Regions from separate parts of the Mus musculus genome. Here region 2 is linked to region 1. The links are chromatin loops, found by intact Hi-C in ENCODE. Cell type or tissue: heart. All regions are shown on one strand. Links, peaks and the distances in the headings refer to the core of each region. The heading gives the core; the rest is flanking DNA. Region 1 holds the start of Nt5dc1 (5'-nucleotidase domain containing 1). Region 2 holds the start of Zup1 (zinc finger containing ubiquitin peptidase 1).

The links. Peaks named below come from ENCODE experiments on the same cell type or tissue, not always from the same donor. Only the 100,000 strongest peaks of a DNase experiment are listed, where the experiment ranks them.
Region 2: a loop joins it to region 1, with 2.7 times the contacts of the local background. A loop is called at or near these places in 2 of 42 quality-filtered maps.

The regions. Positions count from the first base shown.
Region 1 is chr10:34,415,762-34,421,142 of GRCm38, reverse strand. It overlaps Nt5dc1 (5'-nucleotidase domain containing 1), which reads left to right and starts at 2,592. Exons shown (of 12, transcript NM_176968.5): 1 at 2,592-2,782. The coding sequence starts at 2,690. In heart, for the core only: no CTCF peak of the experiment used is centred there; a DNase peak (open chromatin) is centred at 2,562; H3K4me3 peaks cover 1,625 bases; H3K27ac peaks cover 1,293 bases.
Region 2 is chr10:33,948,688-33,954,068 of GRCm38, reverse strand. Zup1 (zinc finger containing ubiquitin peptidase 1) reads left to right here and starts at 2,810. Exons shown (of 11, transcript NM_001359455.1): 1 at 2,810-2,938; 2 at 4,205-4,321; 3 at 4,571-5,140. The coding sequence starts at 4,585. In heart, for the core only: no CTCF peak of the experiment used is centred there; a DNase peak (open chromatin) is centred at 2,818; H3K4me3 peaks cover 1,506 bases; H3K27ac peaks cover 1,189 bases.

The sequences.
Region 1 (5,381 bases), core at 136-5,135:
TTCTCTTCACAGACAGTAAAGAATGGAGGATCTCAGTGGTCTTTAATCTCTGATTACTGACACGCTCAATTTTCTAGAGGACTTTCTCCTGTTCCTATTCCAGATTTGTTTGAGGCTCATTATAACAGAAAAGTTGTCAATGTGATTTCAAATGAGTCCATTAGGTATTATAAGCAAGCACCCTAACTAATTGCACTATCCATTGAACTATAATTAACAGAACTAATTTGGTCTATTTACCTTCTAAGAGTTAGTATCTGTAAGGGTTAAGTGAAATTCTCAACTATTTATATCATTATGCCATTTCAATTGCTCTTTCTCACTAGAGAAAAGTTTTTTTTTTAATTTAGAGTAACAGTATGAAGATTTGTATTTTCTCATTTAAATGGAGAAGTATGAGACAAAAAAAGACTTAATATACTTGTTTTTTCACATGCAGAGGCTGAAAGTTAAATGGTTCTGACATCCTTTGTCCCAACTGTATTGAGTTTTCTGAATCTAAAATAGTGTAATCCTGAATCAGGCAAATCATCACTCCTACCACTCTGTACTGCCTGCTCACAAAAGTTCTGGGTACAAAACTTTTTTTTTTTTTTTGATGAATTCCATTCATCAATGACATTTTTGATGTCTTCATAGAAAAACTCAATTAAAAGCAGGATAATCAAATAACCACCAGTGTAATGGGCTATTTCCTGGTTGTTAGCTTGACTATATCCGAAATGAACTACAATCCAGAACTGGAGGGCTCACCTGTGATCCAGATTTTGAGGCTGGAAGACACAAGTTTCTGATCTGGCTCTTGTCATGGAGATCTTGAGACATGATGACCGTGAAAAGCTTAGGCTCAGGCAAGGTAGTACAGGCCTTTAATCCCAGGAGACTGAGGCAAGGTGATATCTGGATTCAAGGTCAGCCTGGGACAAAGCAAGTCCTAGATCCAGGCATGGTGGTATGCACCTTTAATCTGAGCCACACTTTCTCATAGAAGCCTACCCAGGGACATTGGAAGAAGGAAGATTCACTCTTTTTCTTTTTCTTTTTTATTAATATTTTTTATTACTACGTATTTTCCTCAATTACATTTAGAATGCTATCCCCCATACCCCCCACACACACACACTTCCCTACCCACCCATTCCCATTTTTGGGCCCTGGCATTCCCCTGTACTGGGGCATATAAAGTTTGCGTGTCCAATAGGCCTCTCTTTCCAGTGATGGCCGACTAGGCCATCTTTTGATACATATGCAGCTAGAGTCAAGAGCTCCGGGGTACTGGTTAGTTCATATTGTTGTTCCACCTATAGGGTTGTAGATCCCTTTAGCTCCTTGGATATGTTCTCTAGCTCCTCCATTGGGGGCTTTGTGATCCATCCAATAGCTGACTGTGAGCATCCACTTCTGTGTTTGCTAGGCCCCAGCCTAGTCTCACAAGACCTACTTCTACAGAAGACCAGTTCAAACAACTAGCCTCACGGGACGGAGCAACTACCAAACTCTTCGAATTCCTATTAACAGTTGACCAATGCTCGGTGAGTTGAACTACAGACTATAAGTCATCACAATACATTCCTTTAATATATAGAGAACTCATTCCATAAGTTCTGTGTCTTTAGAGAACCCTGACTAATACAACCAGCCTTGGTGTTTTTGGTAAGGTGGTCTTCCATAATACGTAATATATTTTTTAATGCATTCCAATGGCTGAAATGATGCCAGGAATGTCTTTCATGTCTTATTACCAAACTATAGAGTAATAAAGCTGTTGATTCAACTTTCAAAGTCCACTTACCAAACTGTATGCTAAAGGGGTCTGTATTAGTCAGAGTTTTACTGCTGTGAACAGACACCATGACCAAGGCAAGTCTTATAAAAAACAACATTTAATTGGGGCTGGCTTACAGGTACAGAGGTTCAGTCCATTATCATCAAGGTGGGAGCATGGCAGCATCCAGGCAGGCATGGTGCAGGCAGAGCTGAGCGTTCTATGTCTTCATCCAAAGGCTGCTAGTGGAAGACTGACTTCCAGGCAACTAGGGTGAGGATCTTATGCCCACGCCCACAGTGACACACCTATTCCAACCTGGTCACACCTATTCCAACAAGGCCACACCTCCAAATGGTGTCACTCCCTAGTCCAAGAATATACAAACCATCACAGGGTCCAACAGTTATTTGTGCTCATAATTTTCTCACACACTGCTCCCACACTCAAGCCTCAAGGGATGAGGTTTCACTGGTATCATTTAGTAGTGTGGCGCCTGAAAAATGAACGAGAATTCCCACTAATTCTGTGAAACCTTAAGCTACATTAAGGACATTGGCTAGCAGGGTCCTAGTTGAGCATTTTAGCTCCTGCTGCACTGTACTAGCTGGAAGCAAGCCGTGGAACTGGCCTGAACCAGCCAGCAAAACTGGGGCGATCCAGGAGGCAGACAGGCCACTGACTTGGAGACGCGGGAGTGTGCTCAGAACCCGCCCTACTTGACTAGCTCCTCCCGACCAGACCACGCCCCGCCCGTCTGTCTTATATAAGCCTCCGCCCCGCCAAGCTCCGCCCCGTCAAGCCCCGCCCCGTCAAGCCCCGCCCCGCTCCGCGTCCTGCCTGCGAGTTACGCTTGTAGAGTCCCGGCAACTTCTCGCATGCTCTACCGGCCTTCCGGTCTGCGTTACCCGCCGCTGCCCTGCCATGGCTCAGCACTTCTCCCTGGGCGCCTGCGACGTGGTCGGCTTCGATCTCGACCACACGCTGTGCCGCTACAACCTGCCCGAGAGCGCCCGGGTGAGTGGCACGGACAGCCTCTAAAGGCGGCTGTGTAGAGTGTCGTAGGTCCCCGGCCGCTGGGCGGAAGTGTACTTTCAGGGGTTCTGCGGTCTTGAGGAGGAAGCCAGGGGCAGAAGATAGCGCAAGACCGAGCCGGGAAGCCGACTTGTAGAACCCTGAAAAAGCGGGGTCAGGGGCTTTGTGTGTCATTTGTTGATCCCAGGCCCTATTATTTTTTCCAACTCCTCTGGGCACCAGCTGAGTGGGTACAGCCACTTGTTTTGAACTTCAAGAAAACATGGCTGCATCTTTCCTTTTGCACACCCAAGTAATCACCTGTCAGAGTTTAAGTATTTCATACAGGGAGAGACTGTATAATAAATAGTATTGTGAGAAACACTGGGAGAAGTCGTTAACATCTTAGACCTCCTTTTGTCTTTACCAAGAGAAGAAAACAAGCATTTATTGTGCACGTACTACTTGATCTGTGCGTTTTAAATAAAGTTGTAATCTCAACAGAATCTACCCAGAATATGAGGGGATTAGATTGCTTTATTTGTAGGCTTATACCCTCATCTTAATCGCCCTGCTTTCTCTGACCCTTTGGGTTCACAAGAAACTAAAGAATTAAGAATATCACAGTGAGAAGTCTAAGCAGGACTCTGCAGTCAAAGTCCCTGGTTCGGGACCCTGGCACCAAGTGCCTAGCCCTGTGACACTGGGCAAATAATCTGGGTTCCTTCTCAATTAACCTTTCGAGGATTAAGTGTGCAGCCGATTGTTTGCTATTACGGTTAGCACCCACCACATCACTAGTGCAGACCACAGTCAGTGTAGTCCTGTCAGTGCCCCAGTTGGTCAGATTCTCCAAAATCAAAAATGAGGCTCCTGAATCACTCCGGTGTGTTTTCAAGCATACAGATGCTTTAAAAAAAAAAAAAGGTGTGTGTCCCTGCTGGGGCTCTGTTTTGCTTGCCAGTTGCACAGATCTCATTTCCTTTCTCATAGTTTAAAGACATTTAAGTCTTGGTCCTTTGGCTACTCTTTCAGAGTGTTCTCTGGGTGCTAATTTCTTTCCTTCCACGGCGTTCAGATTCCAGTCTGGTTCATCTTATGCCCTTCATCTGTATTCACTGTCGTTCATGGAGAATGTTGTTTAACCTCTGTCATGTTAAAAAGCCAGTTTTGTGCGTGTGTGAGCATACACATTTTAGGATAGAAGATTCAGAAGATACTCTACTGCAAGTTTTGAATCGCAGTGCTGATTAAAGGCTGAAAACGATACCCTGGTGAATCTTGGTTATGCTTGGTATAGAAATCCTAAGTCTCACCGAGTGCTGAACACCAGGACATAGTTAGGGACACACATCAACCACACACAAGTAGGAGCCTCTCTGTGGTTAGCAACCTGTTACCAGAAAGACGATGTAAAGTTCTTTTGCATTCTTATGGGGGAGAGGAGTATTTGCCAAGGCTTGCTATTGCCTGTCCCGGAGGGAGGGTCTCTTCCCTTCCATTCAGTGTCTCTTCATCATGTGGGGTCTCATCTTAAGTACTTAAATTATGAAATCACCCTCCCACCGCCGTCCTTCTCTTCCCTCCTAGGAAGCCTTTTGTGTCACCACTTACAATTTCTTTAAACCTTACTTCTCCAAATGCTCAGCAGAAGCTTTATATATTCTAGTTACTCTTTGGACTCCCCCACCCCCAGCCCCCGAGAGCCTCTGTCTTCTGAGTTACAGAAAACAGTGTTTTCTATGTCTTGAGCATACTGGGCTTAGTGATTTACGATGTGGTTGGAATTAACTGAATATGATGACACAGTCACTTTTTTTCCCCCTTTTTGGTATGGTGTATGTATGTAAAAGTAGCTTTTGCTCCCCTCACGTCATTGTTGGCTTCATCTGCTAGTCTAGGCCTAGTCTTGGAAGGTTCTAGCCTATGTACAATCTTATCGAGGCCTAGAAGGTTTAGTCTCTGAGACTTACTGCTTTCTAGCTCTTTCTGAGCTTTAGCTGGCTGGTTCAACTTAACTGTTCTGGCTCAAAACTCCTCTCCAAACCGACTGCTTCCATCTGGCCTTTCTCTAGGCCTCTAACTGAATGCCCTGCCTGGCCTCAGACTAACTTTGGCAGTATGTTCTTAGCTGGCTCCTTCTCATTCTCTAACGTGTTCTGTGTTCACCTGTGTCTAGCTTGTTCTCTCTCTGCAACCTGTCTCTGTAAAACTCTCCCAGTTCTCTTTCTCTCTTTGCACAGCCCTTCAAGTAGCTTCCCTTTCCTCTCTCTTCTGCGAGTTGGGCATATCCTATTCTGTTGATTCATCACTTTATCTGCCACTCAATTAGATATCACTTTCAAACTTGGATGTTTCCTTCTAGAAACTAACTTTACCTTCATTGTTGGGATTAAAGGGGTGTATTTAGGGTGTATCTGAATTCCAGCCAGAGGGATTAAAGGTTTGTGCTAAGACTGAGCAACACCACAATTAGAAACAGAGGAATGCCAGGGCCAGGAAGCAGGAGTGGGTGGGTTGGGGAGCAGGGCAGGGGTGGGGGAGGGTATAGGAGGCTTTGGGGATAGCATTTGAAATCTAAATGAAGAAAATATCTAATAAA
Region 2 (5,381 bases), core at 176-5,175, 470 kb after region 1:
GCTAGAGTGGTGAGGGTGAGTGGGTGGAAAAGCACCCTCATAGAGGCAAAGGGGAGGGAGTAGAGAGGGAATGAGATGGGGGCCTGTAGAGGGGTAACCTGGAATGGGGGATATCATTTGAAATGTAAATGAATAAAATAATTAATAAAAATTAAAACTAGTCCTTTCAATAATTTTAATATGAAAAAAGAAAGAAAAATGCCCTCATCAGACAGCACCGTTGGCAAGCTTGTGAGACACTGAATATTTTCTTGATTAACAATTTAAGTGTGTGAGGTGGGTCCCAGCCTATTGTGGGTGGTGCCACCCTTGGGCAGGTGGTCTTTAGTCATACAAGAAAGCAAATTGAGCAAGCCACAGGAGCCATAAGCAGGACTTCATGGTTTTTGCCTCTGACTTCCATCAGTAATGGAATGTGACATAAGAGTCATAAGCTGGGTGGGCGGTAGTAGCGCATACTTTTAATCCCAGCACTGGGGAGGCAGAGGCAGGAGGATTTCTGAGTTTGAGGCCAGCCTGCTCTACAGAGTGAGTTCCAGGACACCCAGGGCTATACAGAGGAACCCTGTCTCGGGAAAAAAAAAAAAAAAAAGAGTCATAAGCTGAAATAAACATTTTTACCCAAATTGTTTTTGTTCATGTTTTTTTTTCCTCCCACAGCAATTGAAATCCTAATAAAACATCTCACCACTCCTTGTTACCCTAGAAATGGATAGCCATGGGCCAATAGAAAGTTTAAGAAAAAAATCTTCCCACCACCCTTTCCTTGAAACCTATAAGAGACTCCTGTTCTGGCCCAAGGATCTGCACTTTACTCAGAGAATTACTGTTGCTGCATATAATTCTTACATCACTGGGCAATTTACCTGAGTCCTCCTTTAACCCCAAACACAACACCTTTGATTCATAGTTAAATACTTGCGTTTTTCTTCTTCCTATTTTCATGTCAACACCTTGATACCAGCCTTGCCCATTTATTTACATTGTGTTTATGGGTCATTTTCCTCACTAATCCTGGATTGAAGAGAAAGATGAATCTCATGGATACTGGTAATGGAGCAAATCTGGAGGGGGAGTTTTAGCTACCCCTTATTTAGATATTCTGCAAAGTTTTTTTTTTTTTTTTTTTAATCTTGCATTAGCCTTTTACTTAAGCAATATAAATACTGGTGATCCGAATTTATGTGCCTTTAGTCAAAATCTACACAAAAGCTAAATACAAAAATTAGCATTTCTTCAAACTACATGTTTCAAAACTTAATTTTTTTGGAACATCTTTTTTTTTTTTTTTTTTTTTTTTTTTTGGGAATCTGCTCCCTCTAGTGACCTAGGCCTGAAATTAGACCAGTCATTGGTTGGCCACTCCCTCAAGTTCTGTGCCACCTTTGCTCCAGCACATCTTACAGGCAGGTTGTAGGTAGCAGGTTTTGTAGCTGCATTGGTGTTCCTGTCCTCCACTGGAAGCTTTGCCTGTGAAGAAACACAGGAAACCTGCCCCAATCTCTGCGCGTCAAATACTGCACTCTCCTGTCCCTGCATGCAGCCAGAGCAGTTAGTACCCCTTTCCCCTAACATAGATGCTTCAGGCCTTATGAAGAGGGCAGACAAAAGAGAGCCCAATCTGGCGCCGGAATATTGTGATCCTTCCTTCATAAAAGCACTCTCCCAAGCACAGATGGCTCCGACCTTTGAAGGAGACAGGAGTTAGTATTCTCGAAGTGATAAAGTCCACTCATTCTCAGGCAGCTGTGACTGCGTTATAAAAACACGCTGGTCTTTGATAAGTTATGTCTTCCCAGGTCAAAAAGGTCTTGTTCCAGCTGCGCAATTCCTCCTCCCTGTCTGAACAAATACTATCGGTTCTCTTTTCCTCTTCCCAATCATGTAACACCAGGGGTTGAGAGCCCCAGTTTATGCATCCTCCTATATATACCTTAAACCCCTAGATTTAGGGGTCACTGTGCATTGGGAAAGATAGCGAACCGGGTCCCGGTTAATAAAAACTCTTTGTATATTACATTTGGTCTTCCAATTTCTGGCAGTCTCCTGGGGTTCCCGCAAACTGGGCATAACAACCTGGTTACAGAAGATGGCCAGTTCATCTTTTTTCGTTAACTAATACTGTCTTGGAGGAAAAGACGAGTCAAGTGGGAAGCTGATGAAGGAGGAAATCTGGAAGCAGAGTTTTAGTTGCCCCTTGTTTAGACATTCCACAAAGTTCTGTTTTCTGAACGTTTTTATACCTCTGGAGAAATGATTTCATTGTTGTTGGCCTCGCAGCTAATGGTTAACTGCTAATGTGCTCATTTTTAGCTTGAAAATGTTCTGTAAGAGTACTTTCACTCTTACAATGACTTCGAATTTTTTTTTTTTTTTACTAAAAGAAGGAATTCTACTAAAGGAAATAGTATTTCCTCCATGCATCACGTTCAACGATACCCAATAATTTAAAAATATTATACTTGTCAGATTATGTCATCCTCATATTTAAACACGTCCGTAGTTGCCTCGTAGATCAATCCCCCAGAGGGAGAAACAGACTGTTAACACTGGATAAGCAACTTTGTAATATTGACAAAGGAACTTGTCTTAATTAACCCGCAGAACATAATTTAGAGCTCAGATACTGTGTAAACAGGAACAGGTGTTTGCCGCAGAATCAGACATTTAAATGTACTCAGAATCTAGTTACGGTTTTAGCATATCTGGAGTGGAAACTGCAACTGGAAGGTGGGAGGGGCAGTGATGCTCTGATGTGCAAGCGAAAGTTGCAAAAATCCCTCACAAGTCCCACAATGCACCGCAACTCAGACGGATCTGCAGCGGGGCATGCTGGGATCTCTACCCTCTCTGGCCAGTGAGGAAGGTCTGTTGTGACTGCGGAGGACTCTTGGAGGCCTGGGCTCTCTTTTGGGTCGCGGCGCGGCAGTCTCGGGAGGTCTGTCCTTGGCGATCGGGCGGGCTGTGTGGGGCGCGCTTTCGGGCGGTGGCTGGCTCCTGCGGTGGGGAGGAGCGGCGGTCTAGCCGTGGGTCCGGGTCTGCAGGCCGGCTCCGGGTGGCCGCAGGTCCGGTTCCCTGCGCCCCACCGGTGCGACGTTGGCTCAGAACTTTGACAGATTCGGGCCTTACCACCTTCGCCATCCCGTACCCAGGCTAGCCCTTCGAAGGTCCCCCCTTACTTGTAGTGTGTCCTTTATCTGCAGTGCCCCAGTCCTTGGAAGAAACGAAACTAGGTATCGATAGAACTTCCTTCTAGAAACAGAAACTTATTACTGTCTGAAGAGAAACGAGAAAAAGGAAAATGTAGAAAGATTTTGTAAAGCTGAAATTAGATGAAGGGAATAGTTGCCCTCGTTTTTCCTTCCTATTACTAAAATACGTGACAGCCAGGTGATAGTCTAGGGGAAGGTCTGGGTTTGTGATTGCGTTAAAAGGTTTTGTTTTGTTTTAGCACCTCCCTACAAGTAGTCCATCTCCCATTAGCCCATCAATCTCATAACTCGTTTGAAAATGAACTTCCGAGGGTTGAGCTGTTAGCTAACCTAATGAAACCAGCGTCTATACCCCAGTTTCCTAGATCTTGGCGGTAAGTGCTGTTTTCCTACAATGCTCACAGCTTTTACCTTTGGGCTCTGCGGTGTTTACCTTCCATCGTTATCTGACTGTAGTGACCTGTCTGGTCCAGGGTTTCCATGTATGTAAAACCACAGCAGTGGTATTAAGTTTGACACATATAAAGCTCTGAAGTGAACTAAGGTGGATTTACCCTCCTCATTCTACTACATGCAAGTAAATATGTTGATCAACATTAGCCTTCTGTTTTACTTTATTTTACATGGACAACTTATTAAATATACTTTTTTTTCTACCTGTTGGACGAAATGCCTTGTATTATTGTTTTTTGAGATGGAGTCTCACTATGCAGCCCTGAATGGTTTGGAACTCAGCTATGGCTGGCCTCCAACTAACAGATCCACCTGCTCTCTGCCTCAGGAGTGCTGAGATTAAAAGGGTGTATCACCAATGCCTTGTTGAAATGTTTTACTCATAAATTTTCTTATTATTACCTCTGATATCTTGACATTCAGGCACAATATCCTTTATCTAGAATATGTAGAAATACAATACTAAACATAAAGTTTGTTTGTGTCATATATAGCTTGTATTTTAAAACATATTTCTCTGTATGTATTTCTATTTTCAGTGTGCCAGTGTTTTGACTGTCCTACATCGTGTGATCAGGCATAGATCCACTTGGGACCTGTCTGCTCAGAAGGTTTGAGATCAGGCATAGATCCACTGGGACATGTCAGCTCAGAAGGTTTGGATTTTGGAGCATATGGAGTTTAAATTTTTGGATTAAGAATGCTTGACCTGTAGCTAGGCTTTCTTAGGACATATTATAAATAAGTGTGTTTATTTAAGGAATGATAAGTACAGTGAATTTTTCTTTGCCAAAGCTAATATAGCTCTAAATACTCCACAGAAGAGTCCCAAATCATTTTTATGAAATGTGCTTTTCTTCAACTTTGACTTTCAAATTTACAATTTTGTTTTACTTCTATTCTAGGCCCATGCTCTGCCATGCTTTCCTGCAACATATGTGGTGAAACTGTAAACTCAGAACCAGATATGAAAGCTCACCTAATTGTTCACATGGAAAATGAAATTATCTGTCCATTTTGCAAGTTGTCAGGTATAAATTACAACGAAATATGTTTTCATATCGAAACTGTTCATTTTGAACAAAATGCACCAGAAAAAAACTCTGAGAAGCTAGCTGCAGTGCAATATGGACATTCAGACCGAAAGAACACCAACCTGCAGAGTACAGCGGAAGTTACTTCAGGCATTCATTCAGCTTGTGCATCTAGCTTTCCAAAAGAGTCATCTGAAAGCCTTCCTAAAGATAGGACTGTAAAGCATGAAGCTTTTTATACAGAGAACATAACTGAATCTAGAAAGTACCAAAAGAGCAGAGAAAAGAAGCCTGGATTGTCTGAGGCCCAAGGATCAATTTATGAAACAACATACAGTCCTCCCGAATGTCCATTTTGTGGAAAAATTGAGGGGTGTAGTCAAGATATGGAAATTCATGTGAAAACAAAGCATGCCAGTCTTTTAGAAAGTCCATTAAAAGGTAAAGTACTCAATTTATTTAAATTGTTATAAAAGCGGTAGTCTCAGTTTAATATGTGGTATCCAATGAGTTGGCTTGTCAATTGCTACAATTGTGCTTTTTAGATTCAATTTACGTTCATAGTATTTTTCATTTGCTATCATTCCAATATAAAAATTATAAAGAGTTTGATGCAGATATAGAATGCTTTAGCTAAAGTAAGAGCAGTTTTGGTAACTTTCTAGTTTCTAGAGAGCATTTG